Regions from separate parts of the Homo sapiens genome. Here region 1 is linked to region 2. A link is a loop called in an ENCODE intact Hi-C map of the cell type or tissue named here. Cell type or tissue: endothelial cell of umbilical vein. All regions are shown on one strand. Each heading gives the region's core, and the rest is flanking DNA. Links, peaks and the distances in the headings are about the cores only. Region 1 has its middle 110 kb from the start of GADL1. Region 2 has its middle 110 kb from the start of MIR466.

Region 1 (11,651 bases), core at 1,428-9,427, 270 kb after region 2:
GGGATTATAGAACTGTGTTTGGCAAGTGATATACAGTCAACAAATGCTAATACTCTCTGCTGTGAAGGCTGGTGGCTTGATATGGCATGAAGTAAGCCCCTAACCATAATTGGTCCCACTTGATTCTATCCTCCTTGGAGCTCCCAATAGTCTTGTCATCATTGGCCACACTGGGGCAGTAACTATAAAGCTAACTTCTCTTTTGAGCAAGAGCCATAGATTAAAAAAATGTATCTTTCCTTGTCACTGTGCTTAGAGTTCAGTTGCAAATTCAGGGCTGATTTCTGCCACCTGGAGAGCTTTAATGTGTAATCTTAGATGGGTCTGTAACACCCCAGAGCCAATACACTGAAGATCTAATCCAATCTGTTCTCTCCATAGAGAGAAAGCAGAAACAATGCAGCCAAAGGGCAAAGATCAAGAGCCCTCTGTGTTTCTGAGATAGGGCTTTTCTTGCATAAACCAGAGGCTCTTTTGTATGTCTGCCTGCCTGTCATTCCTTTGTAGCCTCAAGGGCTTTTACCTGGCATTTCACTTGTTTTTATGAACCAGATAGTGATTCAGTGGCATTATGTGTTACCCACTGATCCCAGGATTTAAGCAGTGGATATGGCTGGCTGTATAAATATCTACTTTCTCCCTGTACTAGTCAGAATAAGCTAATTGCTGTAACAAATAATCTCCATATTTTTGTGGCTTAGAAAAATTTGTTTTATTTCTTGCCAATGTAAAGACAAATTGGGTTTTCCTGGCCAGTGAACAGCCTTCCATTGGTCACTTTAGGATTCAGGCTCCTTTAGTCTCATGGTTCTGCCTTTCTCTAAGGCTTTGGAATCCTCTTCATTCATCCATGGAGCAAGGAGGAGAATGAGATATTGCATATGGCAGGATAGCAGGCAGGGCCACACACATATATCCTTGGCCCCTTCCATTCAGTGCATGCCGGTTTCACTTCCAACACCAGGAACATCACCTGCATCTCTTTCCTGAGAAGTTTCTCTGGCCATGTGAACCTTCTCTGCTCATATGCAGAGCAAGCCAGAAGTGCCCAGAAACTAATTCATAGCCACCAAATAATGACCAATGATGGTTGGTATATAAATATCCCACATCAAGGGTCATTAGACTCTTAGGTGGAGGTGGAATGAGGGAAATCTATGCTGTTTACCAGTTTCCTGTAGGATTAAGCTCCAGTTGCCTAGAATGATAACTTTCTTAATTATACATCCTTTACTGGCTTCCTTCCCCAATTCTTTTTTTCACTCCTCCATTGGCATTTCCTGAGGTCATCTTCCAAATAAACTACTTGTACTCTCATCCTTATCTTATGATCTACTTATGAGGTAACTGAAACTAAGACAGGAGGTTTTTATGGGCCAGGCCAGGAAGGGGTGTGCCTTTCTTCCCTTTACATGCTGATGATCAGAACAAAGGAAGGTGATCTCACCTCACTACACAGGGAGATGGAAATAGAATTGGCTATCTGCTTAGGATAAGGAAGATAGAGTTTTGATGAGTAGCTAATTCTCTTTTGTAGATGAGGACACTGAATCTCAGAGATATTCAATAACTTGCTCACATTCCCACAGTGAGTGAGGGGTAGACCTGAGAATGGAATTCCATTAACTCCAAAACATTTGCTTTACCAGTTATACAAGAAGGGAGGTGTGGCTGACAGAGATGCACTTACAGCTGAGTAGGGGCTGCTCCCTTTATACGGGCCGGCCACACACTCTCAGTTCAAGATGGTCTTTCTCATTCTCTGTTGTCTGACACTCCTCCCACTTACACATTTACATGGTTTTTTGGTACTCTAGGTATTTTCCTAGGTGACCCTAGCACCATGAGGTGTTGCCTCAAATCCTAAGTGCAGTCGCTCCATCATGCTAAAAATCTAATAGCAATGGGGTACTGTGTAATAATGAACCAGTAATATCACATGGGACTATCATGGATTATGTCAAGGAATTTACAAGTTAATACTAGAAGTAGATATGTAAGAAAACAATTTTATCACAGAAATAAGTAGACAAAAAAGATCTGCAGAAGGTATTGTAGTAGGACAAAAGAGAGAGTGGCCAACTCTGCTTGGGGAGTTTAGGAAGATAACAGAGAGCAAGATGCTTGAGCTGGGTCTTGAAAAATGAGTTGGGGTTTGCCAGGTTGAGGGAACAGGGAAGGCTAGACAATCAGAATAAATAACATGAGCAAAGCTCTAGAAGCAGACCAGTGGTGGTTAAATGTGGTTAGAACATTAGGAACGGGGAAAGAAAATGAGCCATGAAACTGGTTTGAAAGGATGGGATCAGCTCATGAAAAATCTTGTGTGACAAACCAATAAGGGTGACCTTTAACTACTGGGCACTGGGAGAGCCATTAAAAAATTTAAATTGTTAGGAGTTTAAAGTTTAAGGGAAATATACAATTTATAAGTGTTTACATATTTGTGGATATATATATATAGTGTGTATATCTACTTTCTGCCCATCTATATGCCTACTTGCTTATCTATTTAATCTATCTATCTATCATCATCATCATCTATCTTCAGAGAAACCACTTGAAACCCCCTTTTGAGGCTTCACATCAGCAAATTTCAGTTAGGTTACACAAATTCAAATGCCTTGCTTGAGTCCATTGTTGGTATTACCCAAGGCCACACAACTGTTCTGCAACAGAGCTGCGACTTGATCACCGGTCTCTGAATACCCAACGTAGTCACATCTGCTTTCATTTTGACCTTTGGGTCAATTCAATAAGGAAAATAAGCAAGCCATATACAATGGGAGTTACAGAATGTTATTGCTAACCTTAAAAATGCTGAATGGTTTCCCAAAAACATGACTGACCATGGGAGCCTCAGAAGTCTCTACGTACCTGAACTCCTTTCTTTGCTCCTCCAAATCCTGACCCCATGTTATGTGTTCCTGTCTTGTTTCCAATCAGATTGCAGCTTTTCTCTCCTCCGGATTCCATCTCAATTTTCACTTCTAGATTCAGTTTTGTTATTTGTTATCCAGACCTGTCCCTAGGCTTAGATTTGCACCGTCCTCATTTTACTTGGAGGGAATACTCTACCCATGTTGATTCCTTGAGGGATCCATCCCTTGACTCAGGCCTCACTCCTATTGAATAATTCAGAGCACAAGGGCAGTTGATCTGGGGTTTAGAAGGTTGGGTGTTAGCCTGGCTTTGCCACTTAAATTCTGCAGTATTGCACAAGTTGTTTCAATTCTCTGGCTTCAGCGTTTTTTGTTTGCTTGTTTGTTTGGTTTTGTTTTTCATTTTTGGCAGGGAATAGGTCTAATTATCTCTAGGGTTTTGTGTTATTTAGAACCCCTATAATTGCATGTGATGGAAAACCTAACATAAACTGCCTTGAGTGATTAAGTGGATTTCACTGGCTCATGTAACTAAAAAGTACATGGTTAGAGCTGGTTTCAGACACGACTAGATTCAATGTCCAAACAATATCTCCTGTGTGTGGTTTCTCACATCTCTTGGTTCTGTCTTCTGCTGTACTGGCTTTGTTCTCAATATCCAAGTAGGATAAAAATCACTTCAGTGGCTTCAAGTCTGATATTTCTTCCTCTTCAAGTTGAAAGAAGAAGATAATGAAACTCTTTCTCAGGTTAAAAACAGAAACAAGAATCTGATTGTTTTTCATTGGTTCTCAATGGGTAAAGTGTCCATCTATGAACCAATCACAGTGGAATGGGTTGCACTGTGGTGATTGGCTTGACATTGGTCATGTTTTGCAGCACTCAGTATGATGTCTTCTAACCTTGTGGATAGAAGTGGCTGAACTGTAGATCTTTAAACAAAAACAGAGACTTGCCAGAGGAGTGGGGTGGATGCTGGGAGGCAAAGAGCAGATGCCTCTGAAAGCTCCTTCTTTCTCTAGGAATCTCAAGTTTCTAACTACAGATCGTGCTGTTGCTAAAATATTTCTGAGATTTCAGTGGGTGATAATGTGAACCATGTACAAGCATTGAGGCTGGGAGTCCTGGGTTCCAGCTCTTGCTCCACCAGCTGTGTAACTGAGTGAGCTACTTTTTCTCTCACAGCCTTAACATCATCACCTGTAAAATGCAGCATTTGGACAAAATCTTCTCTAAGACCTTTCCCAGCTCTAATGTGCTAGGTTTCTGTGAAGTCTGTATTGTTCATTTAAATGCCATCCAGAGGGAGAGGCAGTCAAATATAATTTCCCCACTGGAACCAAAGATGCCAATGTAAATTTCTTCTCGTATACTTTTTTTTCTTTCTTTTACCTAATAGAATACCAAGTGCTATATTTTAACTATAGTTTTTCTGTTCTTCAGTTAATCTTGCAGCGAAATTATACTCCTGCATTTGGTACCCCATTCCCTATCTCCATAACACCAGGCTGGATAAGTCTTATGTATAGAAAACTGATGATTGTTAACAAAAAATCTACTGGAAACCAATTCTTCTCAATTCTTTGCCCTTCCTTTAAAAAAACAGTCTTGTTGAGAAAAATTTAATCCATATGATCATGCTTTAGTTTCTATTGACTCATCATTTTTCTTCAGCAGCAGTGATTTAACTTCTAAAAAGTATTTAAGGAGAAACTTCAACATTATTTTTGCTAGCACTTAGAAAATCCTATTTCATTTTCCCCTAGAACAAATGAATTTGCAACCTGAAATTTGTACCACAAAGCTATGAATAGTCTTGGATTTAAACAGAAGAAATTAGGCCAGGCATGGTAGCCCATGTCTGTAATCTCAGTACTCTGGGAGGCTAAGGCAGGCAGATCACTTGACCCAAGAAGTTCGAGACCCATCTGGGCAACATTGCAACACCCAATGTCTACAAAATAATACAAAAGTTAGCCAGGCGTGGTGGTGCGTTCCCGTAGTTCAAGCTACTTGGCAGGCTGAAATGGGAGGATTGCTTGAGCCTGGGAGGTGAAGGCTGCAGTGAACCATGATCATGCCTCTGTACTCTAGCCTGGGTGACAGAGTGAAACACTGTCTTAAAATATATATAACAAATAAAAAAAAATTAAAAATAAAACAAACGAGGAAAACATCTTTTTACCTTGGTCAGAGAGGGGGCAAAGGTGATATCCACTTGGGACACATGGGTACTATCTTACTGGTTGTTTATGGCTAGTGTCTGTTCTGATGGGTGAGTCTGCCTGCCATGTTTAGAACGTCATTGCTTGGGAAGTCCTCGCCCTCTTCACATCTGGGAAACCTTGTGGTGTTTCCTTTTATTCCATGCCTGAATTCAGTGTGGCCCTTGTTGGCAAATACTTCTACTGCCATCAGGTACTTAAGAGCAAGAACTCTATGTGTCCTCGCCCACTCAGCTCTGTTCGTAAATGAGCACGTGAAGGTCAGTGGAAAGACTAGAGAGAAAGAGGCTAGGAAGGGAATTAAGGTGGGTCTCAAAGACCTGGGATCTAGGCTTGCTCTGACACTGACTCTCTGTGAGACGCTGTACAAGTCACTGACCTTGTTTATGTCTTAGTGTCCTCAGTTGTAAAATGAGGACATTGGGCTGCATCTGTGGTTCCCGATCCTTGTATGGTGAATGAGTCTCAAATCGTTACCGTTTGTTAGGTATAAATTTCCGTGCATTGACTTGAATAGGCAAGAAATTCATTTAACTTTCCTCTAAGTGAACTTTTTTGAACAGATTTTTTTTTTTTTTTTTTTTTTTTTTTTTTTTTTTTTTGCCAAAAATGGCTGCAAGAATGTTTCTGGTTCTATGTGATGTACCAGAACTTGCACTTTCTTCATCAAGAAGTCAAGTCTCTGTCTCCTGCTCGTGAGACTAGTCAGGCTTTTGTGACTGCCTCAGCTATTAGATTATGGCAGAAGTAATGCTGTGTGACTTCTCAGCCAAAGTCCTAAGAGCAGAACAGCTTCTGCCTGGATCTCTCACTCTAGCTATCATGAAGCTTCTCTATTACATGGAGATAGAGATCTGCTGAAGGAGCCCCAGCTGTTGGTATTTTCCAGGCCAGGCACCAGTCATATGAGTAAGCCAGCCATCAGACAACTTAGCCCCAGCCACTGTCTGCCTGCAACTGCACAAGAGAGCTGAGTGAAAACAATCTTGCTGAGTTCAGTCAAGCTCCAGAAATGTACGGGGTAAGAGTAAAATAATTGATGTTGTTTTAAACCAGTAGTTTGGGATGGTTATTCATGTAACAATAGATGACTAAACACTGCTATGTCAAATTCCTAGTCCACTGTTTGGTAGGAATGAATTCCAGTCATTTTTGCAATGCTATTCTTCTATCCGTGGAATTGTCTGAATTGGGAGTAGTTACATTATGTTATGCTGTCAAGGAAACATCTGGTGATGCTGTCCTTGATGCCATTATCTGTATGCTATGTCCATGGAGGTTTCCTTGTTTCTGTCTAGTCTGCAGTTACTAGTCTATGGTTTCACTTCTGTCTTTCTTTCTTCCCGAATATAAGACTTCTTCAAATCATTAACTTTTGGAACTATATACTTGCCACTCTCAGGCTCAATGGACACATTCTGCCACTCCATTTTGGGCTTTTAGATCCTCCACTCCCCTGTACCTCCTGAGTGCAAGAGGACATTTTTGCTGCTCCTGCCTCCAGTGTTGCACAAGAAAGTTAATGAGCCTCTTTTAGACAGGTTTCTAGACCAATATTTTTCAGATTTTAAAGCTGCATTCTTGGAGCAAGTCATGAAATCAATCCACTAGTTTGTGATCATCATTTAAAAAATTTTTCGGAGTAGAACAGAATTGAATGAAAAATGTCACAGTATATCAAATATTGGTAAGGCAACTGTGATGGCTAATTTTTTGTGTCAACTGGACTAGGCCATGGCACTTTGGCCAAACATATCTGGATGTTGCATGAAGGTATTTTTTTTAGATGAAATTAACATATACGTCAGTAGACCATGAGTAAAGTTGATTACCCTTCATCCGGTAGGTAATTCTCATCCAATCAGTTGAAGACATTAAGGAAAAGACTGATATTCCTGAGAAAGAGGAAATTCTGCTAGCAGATGGCCTTTGGACTCAAACTGCAACATCAATTCTTCCCTGGGTCTCTAGCCTGCTGACCTAACATACCCCTCAAATTTTGGACTTGCCAGCCTCTACAGTTGTGTGAGCCAATTCCTTACATCTCCTCCTCTCCCCTCACTCCATCTCTCTCTATCTGGTCGGCTTTGTGTAACACCACGAAAATAAAACAATACTTTCCTGTCTTCTGCTGATTGGCACCTGTCTTTCTCTTCTGGGTAAGATTGTTTCTGCTTGTTTAGATAACAAGGCAGTCATGAATGGTATCAAAATGTGTCCAATACTGACCACATTGCTGGTGTTCAATAAATTAAAAAATATTTTATTCTGTACCTGTGGTCTATACCCTAGAATTCAAACAGTTAACTGTCTTATCTGCATTCAGTATTCCACTGCCACTTAAAATAAATGTGAATTAATATAACAATTCCTCTCAAAATTATATCCGTTGGTTTAAATAGCTTTGCTGTGTGTACAAATACTTTGGGTGAATGCAGTTATTTAATAGTTTAAATCTAGTTTCATTTTGATAATATAGCATTGTTCAACTATTGAAATGACTAAGTTCCCTTTTTGTATGTCTTGTGAGAAACATAGTAACTAGGATATTGTGTTTACATGGTGTCTGTTTTCCTGAGCAGAGAGTTCAAAGCAGGTTATACACATTCCATCTATCTCAGCATCCTTCGGTTATTACAATAAGTCCTTCCACTTTCTGGTGTGATTCTGTCCCCTTTCATCTATCGAGCTTCTTTCTCCCCACTCCCTCCAGCCCTCACTTCCCACAACTTATTTTATGGTTTTCCTCTACTTAATTTCACTATTCTTTAATAGGGTTTGATTTACTGGGCAGGTCCTGCACCAGCTGAAGATTACCAGGGAAATAGCAAGGCATTGGTTTATGGTGTATAGTTTATGGTGTACACCCAGGCATTGGTTTACGGTATATAGTTTTGATAGTAAACTTATCCATTGGAATGTATAAATGACATATAGGCAGAATAAATAAGTGGGTTCTACCAATATTGCTTGTTTTGGAAAAAAATTAACATAAGATTCTAAACACACATTACTACATTTGTTTTTAGCATCAAAGGTCATTACAATAAAGGACAAAATTTAAAGAAACACAGTACATGGATTACAGATTGACATGGACTTTCTAAAAACCCACTGTGATTTATTCCTTCTTGCTGTGGACTGAGTGTCTGTATCATCCCCAAATTTAGATGTTGAAACCCTAATCTCCAATTTAATGGTATTTGGAGGTGGGCCCTTTGGGACGGAATTAGGTTTAGGTTAGGTTGTGAGTGTGGGCTCTTGTGATGGGATTATTGCCCTTATAAAAACAGGATATCTGTCTTTCTCTGCCATGTGAACATGCAGCAAGAAGACTTCAAAACAGAGAAAGAGACTTTACTAGGAATCAAATCATCCAGTACCTTGATCTTGCACTTCTCATCCTCCAAAACTATGAGAAATAAATCAAGTAACCCAATGCAACATATTTTTATAGCAGCCCAAGCTGACTAAGATACTCCCCAACCTGCCTTTGGTTGTGTTTTCTTAGTTTATGGTAACTGTTTCCTGACACCCTTTGTAAGATTCACCCTGTGTTTCTCTGCTCTGCTGGCTTCTAAAGTATTGTTCACAATAGAAAGACCTGTGCATCATGAGAGCTTCCCATTAGGGCCCTGTTGTTCCTGCTTCTGCTGGTCTCTGCCAGCCACTTCTGAGCACCAAATTTCTTCCCTCTGTTATTTTGCTTTATCACAGGGATGGTCAGCAATCCTTTATGAACTCTAGTAGCTATGCAATGACAGCAAGAGGATTTGGCCTTCAAAGGAGCCTCTTACCAAACTTTCTTATTTCTGGAGCCAAATTAACATCTCAACCATTCTGCTCTGATCTTTCCCATGGGTTCCTATGGTCCCATGGCATCTCTTGGTCATGTACACACACAATATGTTTCATATTTTTCCTCACGACTAAGGAGATTTGACTATTCTCCCTCACCAGCACCAGCTCAGTGAGGCACTGGCTTTGATTTTGAAATGGTTTAGCATACAATGGCTGATGTCTATCCATTTTAGAGGAAGCAAACACGTTTACTTCCTTTACTAAATTTCTTATAGGATCCCTGCCCTCTATTGTTCAAAAAACAAAACAAAGCAAAACAAAAAACAGTTAAATTGTGATTTCCTGTTAAACAATTTTAACAAGAACAAAAAATATATTAAGGTATAACTAGCAGGACTCAAAAATATTGACTTACAAATTTTAAAATCCATTTTCCTCCTTTCACTACTGTCAAATAACAGAAGATTCTATCCTGGGACTTCCTTAGTTGTACAGACATCAGTGAATTTGTTAGGATATTTTTGCTTACAAGTAAGAGAAGCCTGATTCAAATGGGCTTGAACAAGATTTGCTACCTAACATTTCTGGAGCTCCGTGGGTAGGACAATCAGGGCTCGAGGCTGTTCCTCTGGGCTCTTCCCTGCATTGTTTCAGATTTACTCTTACCCTGGTACAAGATGGTTGTAAACAGCAACTGTGGCAGATGACTTCTTAATGGGGGTTGAGGGAGTACAGAGAAGCGACAGATTCTACCGTTCTATGGAGTAGGGCAAGGAGAAAAGTGAGGTGCGCAGAGGGGCTAAGTGGACTGCCATGACAAAGGCCTGGGCCAGAGAGGAGATGGGAGAGGAGAGAAGGGAGGTGACATAGATTGAGTTAGAAAAAGGATTTTTTGAATCTTACACTGGAAAAGGAGAGGCACTTTAGGGCATCATCCATGCATGTATGAAATATCAACAGCAAGAGAAATGAGAAAGAAAATTTGAAAGAGGTTTCTGGAGTGTTAGAAATATACTCTCCTTTGGTGTTTTCATGAAAGACTGTAAATTAAGAGTTACATTGATTTTCAATTATTTTGGTCACTGGAGTACGACAGATACTAGAGGTTGGTTTGCTCAACACTTCAGCTGCCATCTCTATTACAGAAAGGTTAACCATATAATTTATCATCTAAACAGGGACACTGGAGGCTAAAAGGGTACCTTATTAATGATTATGCAGGTACTAACAGTGTTAACCAGGACTATCCCATGCAAACCAAGACATGATTTATTCGAATAATATTTTATTTAGAATTGCTATTATAATAGCTATAAAGTGAAATATTCAACCACCTCCCTCACATTTAGGGTGGTCAAGTCTCACTCTCACAGTTCCAGTCCATGAGATAGAGGCAGAAATCCCTGAAAAAGACTTGCCTTTCTAAATAAATCAACACTAGAGAATAGGCATGGCTTCCTTTTCCTTTCTTCTGCTTGGACTACAGATATGGTGCCTGGAGATACATCAGCTACTTCATGACCATTAGGATGAAAGACAAATATCTAGGATGGTGAACAGAAAGATGGAACGACATTGAGATGCTGATGATTTCATAGAGCTGATATACAGGCACAATCTGCTTACCTCCACACTTCTTGTAACATGAGAAAAATTAACCCTAACTTGGAATGGAGACAGTACCTAGCCTTACAAGGCAGTTGCAAGAATTAGATAATGATTATGTAGCTCTTTGTACAGTAATTGACACATAGGGCTCAAAAGCTGGTGCCTATGGCTATTATTATTAACTCAGTTTAACTTGCAGGTGTTTCTTCCTTTTCTTCTAGGATGGGGTGAGTGGGGAAGGCAATAGAGCAACCGCAAGAAATGTTAAAATGTCTATTTCTATAAGCATGATTAAATGATACTTTATATAATGGGGACTGGCAATCAAGACTTCATTTTCTATGGTTGGAGACATAGTTGCTTCTACCAAATGGAAAGAGGTGATCACTATGGACAAAGATAGAGAACTGATTGCAGATATATTTGTTCCAGGGTCCAAAAGTTTTTCACTTTGCTACAGCAATGAATACCTAGGGAGATGTTGATCTCTCAGGTCCAGTGAAAATTTTCCCCAACTGGATCCAGAAAAAGAGTCATTTGGTTTTAGAGATTTAAAAATATTTAAAAGTAACCATTTAAGTTTTTAGATTTTCACACAACCTGTAAGTCAGAAATCTTCATATTCAATCTGCCAGAGGTCTTTGGTAATTAAATCACATTTAGAAATATTTTCCAACATGTTCTAGAGAATGAGATACGTACATGTCTTTTATTCATGGTAATGGAAATAGAAGAAAAACTCATTTCCACAGATACTTCATTTGGGCCCAAAAGTCAGGCCCTATCTTTGTGCTGAGTAGGCTTTCTATAAATTAGGAGGGTGAAGTAGGTGTGGTTCCCTAGAAACACAGACTAAGACAGGCATTTAGCTGCATGTTGGGGTGTGCTCTCTGGAGAGAAACAATAAGGAAATCAAAATAAAGAAGAAAAGAATCTAGGCAGATGTGGTATCACCTGGAGTTTAGCTTTTGCTGATCCCATGGGATGCTTTGGGGTATGAATTGTACCCAAGAGTTGAGCCCACCTTGAGGCAAGCGGTCTAGGATTTTGTACCCTCAAGTCAGCCAGTCAGTGGCTGTGAGGTGTCCTCAGTTGGGTGGCAAAGGTGTTATCTCTCGTGTGGCCTGTCTTTTTT
Region 2 (11,651 bases), core at 2,236-10,235:
ATATAGAAGGCTCTGAGAAGTCCTGTAGTAATTAAATCTTTCAAATTTCCTTTAGCCCAGCATTTCCCACACTTATTTGCTTATAGAAACACTTACTCTTCACCACCCCAAGGATACTTATTAACACCTCTTGGATCTATTGTTCTGCAAAACACAAATTGGAAAATGCTGCTCTAGATAAGGGAATTAAATAGAAGAGCAGAATTATGGCAAAACAGATTATTGCAAGGAACTAAATAAGCATTGACCTTTGGGGTCTTTTAAATTAAGACAGCTATCTGCTGAACACCAAGTGATAAGAAGTGATAGCATCTTCTTAGGCCCAGTGGTGTAATCTCCCTTTAATTGTCTGAGAAAATAAAATTGTATTTCTAAGGATCAATACCTACCTAAGAAAAATTTTTTCATGCTCCTGGAATAGATACTATGGTTTTACTCATCTAAATCCTGTCCATTTACAAAATGTTGGTTTGGGTAACCAGGAAAGTGTTCTTAACACTTTCACCTTCAATAAAAATTTTGTCATTTTAGAATGAAAAACTGCATAATTACAAAGTAACAAAGTTGAAGATGTGTTTGTGTGAAAGTGTGTATGAGTGTGTGTGTGTGTGTGTGTGTGTGTGTGTGTTGTTAGAGCTTTTTCTGGCCATGGAATATGGTCTTATATTTTGTGTTACTGGATGGGACCCAAAAGGACTCCTTGTCCAGCTCTATAGCCAATGGGTGCTTGTACTGAAGACGTTGGTGTCTACGGAAAGTGGAGTAAGGTGGGCCTCCCTCTTATTCAAAGAAGTAGAAGTATTTTCTTTGAGTCAAATGGTGGCGATGAGTAGGGGAGTGGGAATGGAGCTGAAAAAGAAAAGAAATTTTTCTCCAAGAGATGAAAAGCCCCTGAGATTGGGATGGGTCTTCCAATTGCGTCACTCAGAAAAGACAGTCTTATGTCTGGCCAAGCCTGCGTTTCTGTGTAAAACTATTCTTCCCAAACTAAGTTTCCCTTAATGGATTTTTACACCAAGACTTAGTGATTTTTGCCATGATGATTCTCACAGTGATAATATGTTATTTGAGTTTCCTTGAGAAATCACTTGCTTTCTTGTTATGACTGGGACGTGAAACATTCAAAGGCAGCGAAGAAAAAAATGTGAGGAGTAGGAACAAATTATGAATCTAACATCATTTACCTCTTCCAACAAGCCCGTGGAGTGGGACAATGATTCTGTGCTTCTGTTTCTTCAAATATTCCTGTCCTTAGTTTAGAAAGAAAATGAAGTGACTTACAGATCAGCAGAGAAAAGTCTGAGCAGAAATATCAAGTCTGACACCATGGAGACCTTATTCGTCGTTGTATGTGACATAGCAAAGAGCAGCTGTAGGGGTGGGGCTTGTGCTTCATGGGGAATCAGGGGATGTTGAGACAGGAAATAAGGGGACGAATAAATGTCTAATTATTCAGGACATGTGCTTTTATTTCTGAGAAACTTGTGTCTTACTCAAAAGCGTTTGAGATGGGAGTGAAAAAAAGGGTATAAAATGGGAAACATTTATATTGAGCCTACTGAGTGCTAATCGTCATCCCAAATGCTGTATGTATTTTAATTAATTCAATCCTCTTAATGACCACATGGGCAGGTTTTGTTGTTATCCTTATTTTACGTATAAGGAAATCACAACATAGATAACTGATGACTTGCCCAATGTCGCAGAGTTGGAAAGTGGTAGGGCCAGGATTGGAACCCACATGGGCAGACCCTTGAGTCTATGCTCTTCATGCCTCTGCTATGCTGCCTCAAATAACAGGGCTAAGGGCTAGGCTTGGAAGCCAGACCAGCTCTTCGTGCACTTAACCTCCTTGAGCCTAAGTTTTCTCATCTGTAAAATGAGAACATTAATTATTCCTATCTCATAGGGCCATTGTGGTTATTTAATGAAATAACATGTCAAAAATGCTTAGTAGTCTGGCACCCAGAAAGCCACTAATAAACATAAGGAGCTTAAAAATGGTAAGCCCAAGAAGATAATCTGAACCATGTTTATCTAGAACTGTGAAAGGGGAAAGGACCTAGTATCTAGAGCAGCCCTGTCCAATAGAACTTGCTGCAATGCTAGTAATGTTCTACATCTGCACTGTCTAATGTGGTAACCTGATGTATAGGTAGACACCTGAGGTATATACGAGACATTTTAAATGTGGTTAGTGCCACTGAATAATTGATTTTTAATTTTTTTAAATTGTCATTAGTTTATATTTAAATAGCCAAAAAAGTGAGGCCATGTGCAGTGGCTCACGCCTGTAATCCCAGCACCTCAGGAGGCCGAGGTGGGCAGATCACGAGGTGAGGTGGGCGGATCATGAGGTCAGGAGTTCGAGACCAGCCTAGCCAACATGGTGAAACCCTGTCTCTATTAAAAATATGAAAATTAGTGGGGTGTTGTGATGGGTGCCTATAATCCCAGCTACTCCAGAGGCTGAAGCAGGAGAATCACCTGAACCTGGGAGGTGGAGGTTGCAGTGAGCCAAGAAAGCACCACTGTACTCCAGCCTGGGTGACAGAGCAAGACTCCGTCTCAAAAAAAAAAAAAACATAAAATAAATAAATAAATAAATACATAGCCAAAAAATGGTTTCCTGGAATTAGGGAGTTAGAGGGGTTGCGGGTGGAGGGGTGAGGGGTAGAAAGGTTGGGGGTTGGGGCAGAGAAGGACAGAGATTACCAAGGGGCATGAGGAAACTTCTGGGTGTGGAGGATGTTCATTCTCCTGATTGTGGTAATAGTTTCATAGGCGTATGTGTGGGTTAAAATGTATCAAATAGTCCGCTTTATGAGCAGCTTGTTATACTTCATTCTTACCTCCATAAAGCTGTGAACAAAGTAGACTCTAGGGTAAATCCAGCTTATACACAGTTTCCTACAGTGGTTTTCAAACTGAGTTTTGAGGGAAACCTTGGTGTTCTCAGGGCTTCTGGGACTGGTGTCCGAGGGAAGTGTTCGGGGGAAGCAGGCTGGCTGAGCTCAGCCTCCAACTCTGCTTCTACCAGAGGAGATGTTCTCTGGCCTATACCATTCTCGAGCTTTCAGGTCACTGGTGAAGCCACTCAGGGTCCACCGGTGGAGTAGGCTTCAGAGGCTGGGACTAAGCTGTGGGGAAGTTACATCTGGAAGGAAGGACGGGGAGGGCCTGGGAAGGGCCTGATGGGGGTGAGTCACTCTACAACCTGCCTGGGAACCCAAGGTAAGCATCAGGTCCTGCTGCAGATCAGCTTCTCCAGGGAAAAGCAGGTACCCCTGGGGAGGGAGACTCTGCACACAGGGCTCCCACATCCCCTGAGGTGAGGCATTAAAAGGACTAGGACTTGGGATGGGAGCTGTAGTAGGAGTCTGTGTGGTGTAGGGAAGAGGTTCTTGTGATGCATTCAAGGAGTTTGTAAATATGCAGAATCCCAAGCCCCTTCCTCTGGGACTCTGATTCAGATGTTCTGGGGGAAGGACCTGGGGATCCCCTAAGAAAGTCCAAGGACCAGGCCAGGAAAAAGCTAGTGGAGTGGGCAGAGCACTGGTTGTGGACTCAGAGTGTTCTGGCTCCAACTCTCAGCTCCCCTGACCATGTGAGCTTAGGCAAGTTACTTAATCTATCAGAGCCATGGGATCTTCATCTTCAATAGCTCCCTGTGGCTTGGATAATGTTATGGGCTGAACTGTGTCTCACATCAAACTCATGTGTTGAAGCCCTAAACTCCAGTACCTCAGAATGTAACCATATTTGGAGATAAGGTCTTTAAAGAGGTAACTAAACAGAAATAAGGTTGTTGGCAGTAGGTTCCAATCCAATATGACTGGCTTCCTTATAATAGGAGATTAGGGCATAGACAGGCATAGAAGGAAGACCATGTGAAGACACAGGGAGAAGATGGTTATCTACAGGCAAGGAGAGGGGCCTCAGAAAAAACCAAACCTGTGGACAACTTGATCTTGGACTTCTAGGTTCCAGAACCGTGAGAATATAAATTCCTGTTGTCTAAGATGCCCAGACTGTGGTGTTTTTTTATGGCAACCCTAGCAGATTAATACAAATAGGAAGTACAGCATGCAGTGCCTGGCATGCAGTGAAGCCCAGTAAATGGGAGCTATCTTTGTTACTAACACTAATCGCCCAACAGAAATATCCAGGAATCTCCAAATAGCTGGCACTGGAGCCAAGAGGAAATAGTGATGATGTTCATGTCTGGCTCAGGGCTGCTTTCCTGTGGTAGTTGTTTGCTGACCTTGCCCTGGAGGCTGGAGGGTCTCTGTGCCCAAGAAGACTGGGGCAGCACTGTGGTGTCAGCCTGCCATTTCCTGGGTTGCAGGAAGAAAGGTATTCCTTTAGTCCTGGCAAGGTGTTGGCATTGACACAAACCTGTCAGGCAGTTATGGTATTGTGGAAAGCCAGCATCCAGTGGAGTGGAGAATAGATGTGAATAACTCTAATAAAATAGAAAAATGCTAGCAAGGAGTCTGGGCATTGAATTTTCATAGGCATGCTGAGCTTTTGGGGGAATTGAAGTAAGAAATCAGCAGAAGCCACAAGGAGGAAATGGGTTGCATTTGCCTACGTTGAAATGATTTGGGGAGGTGTTTGATGAGCATTTTGCAAAGCTTTTTTCCCTTTTCCTACTCAGCCAGGAGTTTCTTCCTCTGGATTCCCACAGTGCCTACCTACCTTCTGAGACTTAGTTCATCATTTCAGTTTACTTGCTTGCTATATCTCCCATTGAATCCACGGACTTGATGAGAACAGGGATTTTGCAATATTTATCTCAGTTTCCCAGATGGGCATTGAATAGATGGTGGTTTGAGTTTCTGAATGTAGTACTCACATTTTCTACTATAATGTATTCACTCTGACCCAGGCACTACTCTGTGCATCTTAAAAACAGTAACTGATTAAATCCTTTAACCACTCCTTTGTATTACACGATGTTAAGGTCTAGGGAGAGTAAGCATTTGTCCACGGTCTCACACCTAAGTAGGAAGGAGAATTCAGACCCAGGCAGTCTGGCTCCAGCATGCAGTCACCGAGCGTACCGTCACTACCATGGGAGAGTGGCTACTTCTGGTAGCCCTTTCTTCTACATCAAGTGTTTTTAACCTTTTCTGTGCCATGCCCTCCTGGAATTCTTGTGATACCTAAGAACTCTTTCCAAGAATAATACTTTTAAATGCATAAAAACTAAAACACATAGGATTACAAAAAAACTCAATTATAGTAAAATACAGCTATCAAAATATTTAAGATATCAAATTTGTGAAATAGTAATAGTACACACCTCTTTATTAACACATTAATTTGTAAAATAGTAAGGTACAAATCTCTTTATTAACAGATTAAATAACAAGAGCTGGCAGTGGGTCTAATCACTACTGTAATTCCCCAGGAGTCATGGTGTTTAGAGATTATTATAAACATGTCATAAAGTAATATTTGGTGATATCTGCAACAACTGTAAAGTGATAGGAAAAGGTATGAGATTTTGATTGGTGATAAAGTCACAGTTACTGCACATACTACTGTGGTCCGTTCCTACTTCATAATTGAAAGAAATAAGCAATTCAGTTAGAGGTGGTAAAGAATAGAGGTGTTCGTTTTTGTCGTCTAAGCACGCAGACCCCCTGAAGTCAAGAGTTGGATGTGATCCCTAGTTTGGGACCTCTATTCCAGATGCTCTAGCTTTTATTTCTCCTCAAGTGTGATCTGTCAGCCAGCAGCCTCAGCATCACCTGCAAGGTCTTTGAAATATAGAACACAACCCCCTCCCTAGGTGTATGGATTGGAATCTGCATTTCAATGAGATCTTCAGGTGATTTGTATGCACATAAACATTTGAGAAGCACTGCAAAATATATGCTTGCTTAGGTTAGACGAGCAAAGAGCTGTGTACTTGAACAGTTTAGAAAGGTGTGACTGTACCTGTGTTTCTACCCTTCTTTCTGCCTTTTATAAGCAACTTCCTGAAGTGGGGTATAACCTAACGGATGATGATGTTGGAACAATAGCCACTGTCTGTCAGTGTGTCCTACCTTGGGACTACTAACCCTCAGGGCAAGGATGTTAGTATTCTCGATTTTGTCTCCCACAGGTGATGTGTGGACTGACCAGCAGATCTGCTTTTTGGAGAGTGCAGTCTACACGTTCTGCCTGTGGCTGGGGGTAAATCAATGCACTTCATGGAGGAAAGATATTTTATGTCTTAGATCCAAGTCCAGTTCTCCAATCCAGTTTTTCCAGTGCTAGAACATAAAGAGCATTTTAATTTTCTTCTTGGCTCTATTACTCAATTGGTTCTGAACCTTCTGAGGAGGGATCTGATTAATTAGTCCCCTCAAATCCCAGCAATATTGACTGCTGGAAAAGTTAAAGCCAAGTGTACAAAACACCAGGAATGCATTTACGTAATAACCTCATTCCTGAATCATTTGTAAGGCCCTACCCTTGTTTTCCCTTTTATTTCCCTCTTCCCTTGAATTTTTGTTTTCTTTCTGTTATCTTGTTCTATTTGCTCTGTCTTTGTAAGCCTCCTTAAATCATTTTTAGAATAAGTTAAGAGCACAGATTCATAAATCAACAAAAGTAGCAACATACAAATATAAAAATAAATATACAAATCTTAGTAGACAGAGGCTGAACCTATATGCAGGGCCACTGCATTGCTCAACGACAGACGGCACCATTCTTGTTGTTTATGTAAATAGTGCTCTTTTTCAGTACAACAGGCTACAAGGTGAAAAGTGGAATTATGCAACTGGTGGCTGTGATCCAGAACTTTTGATAAATTTAGTCACTGTATACTAGTTGGCAATATGTTATTGAAAAAGATAATGAAGTTTTTGGTAACTAAGGGCATTTGGGGTAGGCTGCTCTTTTGTGAAAATGTTCTTAAAGTATTCTAAAAATGTTCTATACTCTTGGGATATATGAATGAATGGAGGTGGCTTCCTTCTTCACTTAGCTTAGAGTATTCAGCAATTTGAAAGCCAGGAATTGAAGCATTGCATGGAGATAGAATTATGCCATTCCCCTGCTAAATGAGTCAAATACTTTCCATTGCACTTAGAATAATAACTGAACTCCTTATTTGGGTGACAGGCCCTGTTAAGATCTAGCTAGCTCCCCTGTCTTTTTTATCGGCCTTGCATAGCACCACTCTCCAAAGCTCCTTTCATCCTCAGAGTTTCTACATACACTGTTCCTTCTGCCCGGAACACCCTTCCCTACCCCTTCACCAGTGCAATGCTGATAATCATCCTTTAGAAGTTAACTCAGACTCCATCAAGTCCCCTGTTACATTCTTTACAATCCTTATCATAATGTTAATAATCATTGCTCATGCCATCATTTCCTTAGCGTCCCTTTTCCTCTGGGACTGGATGCTCCTGAGAACATGGGCTGTACTTGTCTTGTTTTCTATACTTTATTGCCAGCTAGGCCAGCAGTGCCTGGCAACTAGCAGGGGCTCACTGAATGATGTAATGAAGGAATGAATGCAAAATGGGAAACAGATCCACAGACACAACTAAAGCTTTGGAGAACACATGGAGTGAGGACAAATGTCAATGTGAAAAGGAGTGTATTTACCATTTTAAAAAGAGAAGGGAGAGGATGGGTTCTGCTCACATCCTGAACACGCAAAGAGGCCATCGTAAGGGAGGAGGGTCAGATATGGCCTTACTGTGATAGATGAGCAGCTCTCCTATTGTCAGGAATTGTGGGACAATAGAAAATGAGTTAAAGTGGCAGCAGCAGAAAAATAGACATTAAGAATTTTTCTGAATCTTAAGAATAGTGAGAATTGGACCAGAAAGGCAGAATAGCCTAGTGGTGATGAGATAGACTCTAGGTTCAAATTCTCACATTACTACTTACTGGCTTCAAGACCTTGGACAAATTACCTAAACTCTCTGTGCATCATTCACTTAAAAAGTGATAATAATAATGGTTCCCACCTCATAGGCAGGGTGAATATGCTTCAAACTCAGGCACTTTTGAGAGTAAAAGGAGCACTGGGTGCCGTAAGTTTTGCTGGGATCATAGGCATAAATTGGTACTAAACCCAGCACACAAAGAATGGTTAGTCTATTCCTAAAATGTCATAAGGATTAAAGAAATTAATACTTGTTATCCACTTAGAGGCATGCCTGACACAGTGCTCAGTTAAGGCTGGCTACTACCATTAAGAAATAAGAGAATCTTTCTGGAGACTTTAGGAGAAGATAGACAGTTGATTATATGGGTCGGAGTTTATATCTCAGGGAGCATCAGAATTTAATTGCTTATTTAAAAATTCTCCCTTCCTGTTTAATCTTTTTTAAACATTAAACATATGCAGAAACTACCCAGTAACTCCTACCCAGCTTAATAAATAGGATATTGCAGAACTCCAGAGGCCCCTCTTATGTCCCTTCCTAATCACCAACCCATTGTCTCTGCCCCAGGGGTAACCGTTTTCCTGACTACCAATCCTGTTGGTGAGTTTTGCCTGTTTTTGAAATGCACATAAATGGATGCATACTGGATGTGCTCCTTCATGTCTGACTTCTTCTACTCAATTCTTGGTTAATGTGGTTTATCCCTGCTGTTGAATGGAGTAGGAATCTATTCAATCACATTGTTGTGTAATATTCCACTGCGTGAATACACCACAATTTATTGATTGATTCTACTATTGATGGACATTTCCAATTTCGGGCTATTATGAAAAATGTTGCTATGACTATTCTTATTTTTTGGGACGTACAAGTATATTCTGTCAGGTTTATGTTAGATCTAGGAGTGGAATTGCTAGCTTGTACGGGTGCATATGTTCAGCTTCAATTCACCTTTCCACCAGGATCTATGGGAATTCTGATTGCTCCACATTCTCACCACCCTTAGGCATTGTAGATCTTTTTGATTTTAGGTATTCTGGAAGTTATCTCATTGTGAGATTTTAAAAAGTGCTTATGAATTCCACCTAATTATAACAATAACACACACTCTGATTTCCTGAGTACCTACTAAATGACAGGTGCTTCACAGAATTACTTCATTTAATCTATGCAAGAACCCTCTGAGTGAGATGTTATTGTTCTCATTTTATAGGTAAGGACCAGTGGTACTCAATCATTTACACACGGTCATGGAGATTATGAGTGTCAATGCCAGGACAGGGGCCCAGTTCAGCTTAATGCAAGCCCTCTTTTGACAACACTGTGGTGTTGACCCTGCAGGAGTCAAGACCAAAGAGAGAAAATGGCAGCCTCAGGAGAGCAGCAAGGACACCGTGAACCCAGTGGCTGCCCTGATGCTGCCTGTGTGATAAATTCCTGGAAGAGATGGGGTTGGTGGGGGGTTACAAATGCTCTTTTGGTTTCACTGCAGGGCACTGTGTGTACTTCCTTCTCCAAGCCATTAGACATCGGCCCTTTGTTCCCAGGGGACAAGTATTTCAAACGTGCTGAGCCAGAAAACTTGAGTGAACACCTTGTCCCAGCAGCAAATGAATCTCACATAAGGTTGGCCCATTATTTTTCCTTCTTCTCCTCCTCCTCCTCCATCCTCCTCCTTTTCTTCTTTGAAAGAGCATCAGTCCTTTGTTTGAAGATAACCCCCTGAGTCACCCCACACTGAAGTGGGGAGGCTTCAGGTTTCTCCCTTGCCAAGAATGATGTTGCTCTCATTACCTTACGTGTGAATAAGGGTTACCCGCTGTTGTCACCCAGAACTTCGTGAGGCAGTGATAACCACTCCTGGATGGAAGTCGTGGAAATAAGGGCCACATTTGGGAGGAGCCCCACTTCCCCTAGGATCTTTCTGAGGTTCCCCATTTGCCTACCTCTCTCTGTCGCAATCTGGATCTCCTTACAGCAACCTGCCCCCTCTCCACCACAGTGACCTTCCGAATGCTCCCCAGTATGCTTTGCTCTTTCATGTATAACTGGAGCTACCTGGAAACTTACCTCCAACTTCCACATGTCCACCATCTATCCTTGAAAAAGAAGGCACATCTGTAACTCAGATACAGGTAAGTGTTTACAATAAACACAAATACCAAACTACAAAACAAACAAAACCAAAACAACTTAATGAATTATTTATATAGCAAACACTTTTGTAACTACTGCCTACAAGAAGAAGCAGAACATTGCTGACCCTCTCTGAGGTCTTCATGTGCCCTGACCCATCACCACCCCTCCATCCTTTAGAGGGATACTTCTTTCAAAAGTATCCACCTTCCCACTTCTGCAGCCATCATGTCCTTGAGTTATTTTATATAATTTTATCACCTAAGTGTGCATCCCTAGACACTCTAACAGAGTTTTCTTTTTGAGACTGGTACAGGTGTTTATCCAAATCATCAGGCAGAAAAATGTCCTAGAGTTCCTCTCATTCTTTCTGTCTCCTTAGTCCCCTCCCACACATTGATTCCTCCTTCCCTTTCTGCCTCTGCTTGCAGCCTCTATGCTGCCCTGTGGCTCCCTGCCTCCCACAGCTACCTGGCTTGTGTTTTCTGGTTTCTCATTTTGACTGCCTTTTTCATTCTGAGGAGCAGCCCTTGAAAATCCTGGAGAATACAATTCTCTATCTCATTCTTTATAGCTCACATACATACTTAGGATAACTTTGTTCCTCTTTAACTCCTAGAAAACTCCATTTCAGCCTTCAAGACAGGTCAAATACCTCTTCTTCTATAAACACTTCCCTAAATCCCTTCACAGGGTTATTTTTTTGTGTCCTCAGAGCATATCTTGAATGCCTTAATTACGTATTCCCCTGACTGTATGGTTACATTTTGCTCACATGTCTGTCTTCCTGGTTGGTAGGGTTATGAGGTGTCTGGCATGTAGGAGGTGATCAATAAATGTCTCTTGAGTGAACAAGGGCCTATGCAAATTCTTCATAATAAAGATATTGTGTGGAGTGAGTGCATACAAAAATAATAAGTTGGGAGTGGGCAGAAGCAAGCATATTTTTAGCTGCAATTGTCACGTAACAAACCCACAGGACATATAAAAAATATAGTCAGAGAATATGGGGTGAGGGGACAGTGGGTATGTTCCAAAGAAGATAATACAATGCCCTAAAGGGAGCATACATTTTGAGCTAGGAGAATTTTTTGGTTTTTTTTTTTTGTGTTCTTTTAAATTAAATGACATTTTAGAGTTCAGGAAAATCCTCAAAATATGTCAACCACTTTTTAAAAAATAATTAAAGTAATATGCATAATGGTTAACAAATATCAAGCAGTAAAAAATGTGTGAAACAAAAAGAAAAAGGCTTTCTTTTCCACCTCCCTCTTAACCTACTTGTCCAATTTTCTAGAGTCTTTTAAAGAAAATTCCTAGGTACTTTCTCAGGACATCATAAGGCACTTCAAATATTTGCTTACCAGTAGAGAGGGGTCATCTAGAATGTAGACTTTAGCATCAGTCAGATATGGGTTTTAGTCTACTGCTTATTACCTGTGTGACCTACCAGAGGCAAAAGTTTCTCCAAAATCTTGAGCTAAACATTGGCTTAAACACCTTGGATTCTTAAGGATAATAGTTCACCTTTTCTTCTTCATGCTCCTTTTGCTTTCCTTCTCTCTCTCTCCTTTCCTTCCTTCCTTCCCTCCATTCCTTTCCTCCCTCCTT

What was found. A loop is a pair of places that touch in the nucleus more often than their neighbours do. Peaks named below come from ENCODE experiments on the same cell type or tissue, not always from the same donor. Only the 100,000 strongest peaks of a DNase experiment are listed, where the experiment ranks them.
Region 1: a loop joins it to region 2, with 7 times the contacts of the local background. A loop is called at or near these places in 2 of 110 quality-filtered maps.

The regions. Positions count from the first base shown.
Region 1 is chr3:30,998,912-31,010,562 of GRCh38, reverse strand. No RefSeq gene overlaps it. Among named protein-coding and RNA genes, the nearest start is that of GADL1, 110 kb to the right of the region's middle. In endothelial cell of umbilical vein, for the core only: no CTCF peak of the experiment used is centred there; a DNase peak (open chromatin) is centred at 6,152; H3K27ac peaks cover 2,016 bases.
Region 2 is chr3:31,270,256-31,281,906 of GRCh38, reverse strand. No RefSeq gene overlaps it. Among named protein-coding and RNA genes, the nearest start is that of MIR466, 110 kb to the right of the region's middle. In endothelial cell of umbilical vein, for the core only: no CTCF peak of the experiment used is centred there; DNase peaks (open chromatin) are centred at 4,146, 6,596, 6,756 and 7,276; H3K27ac peaks cover 3,730 bases.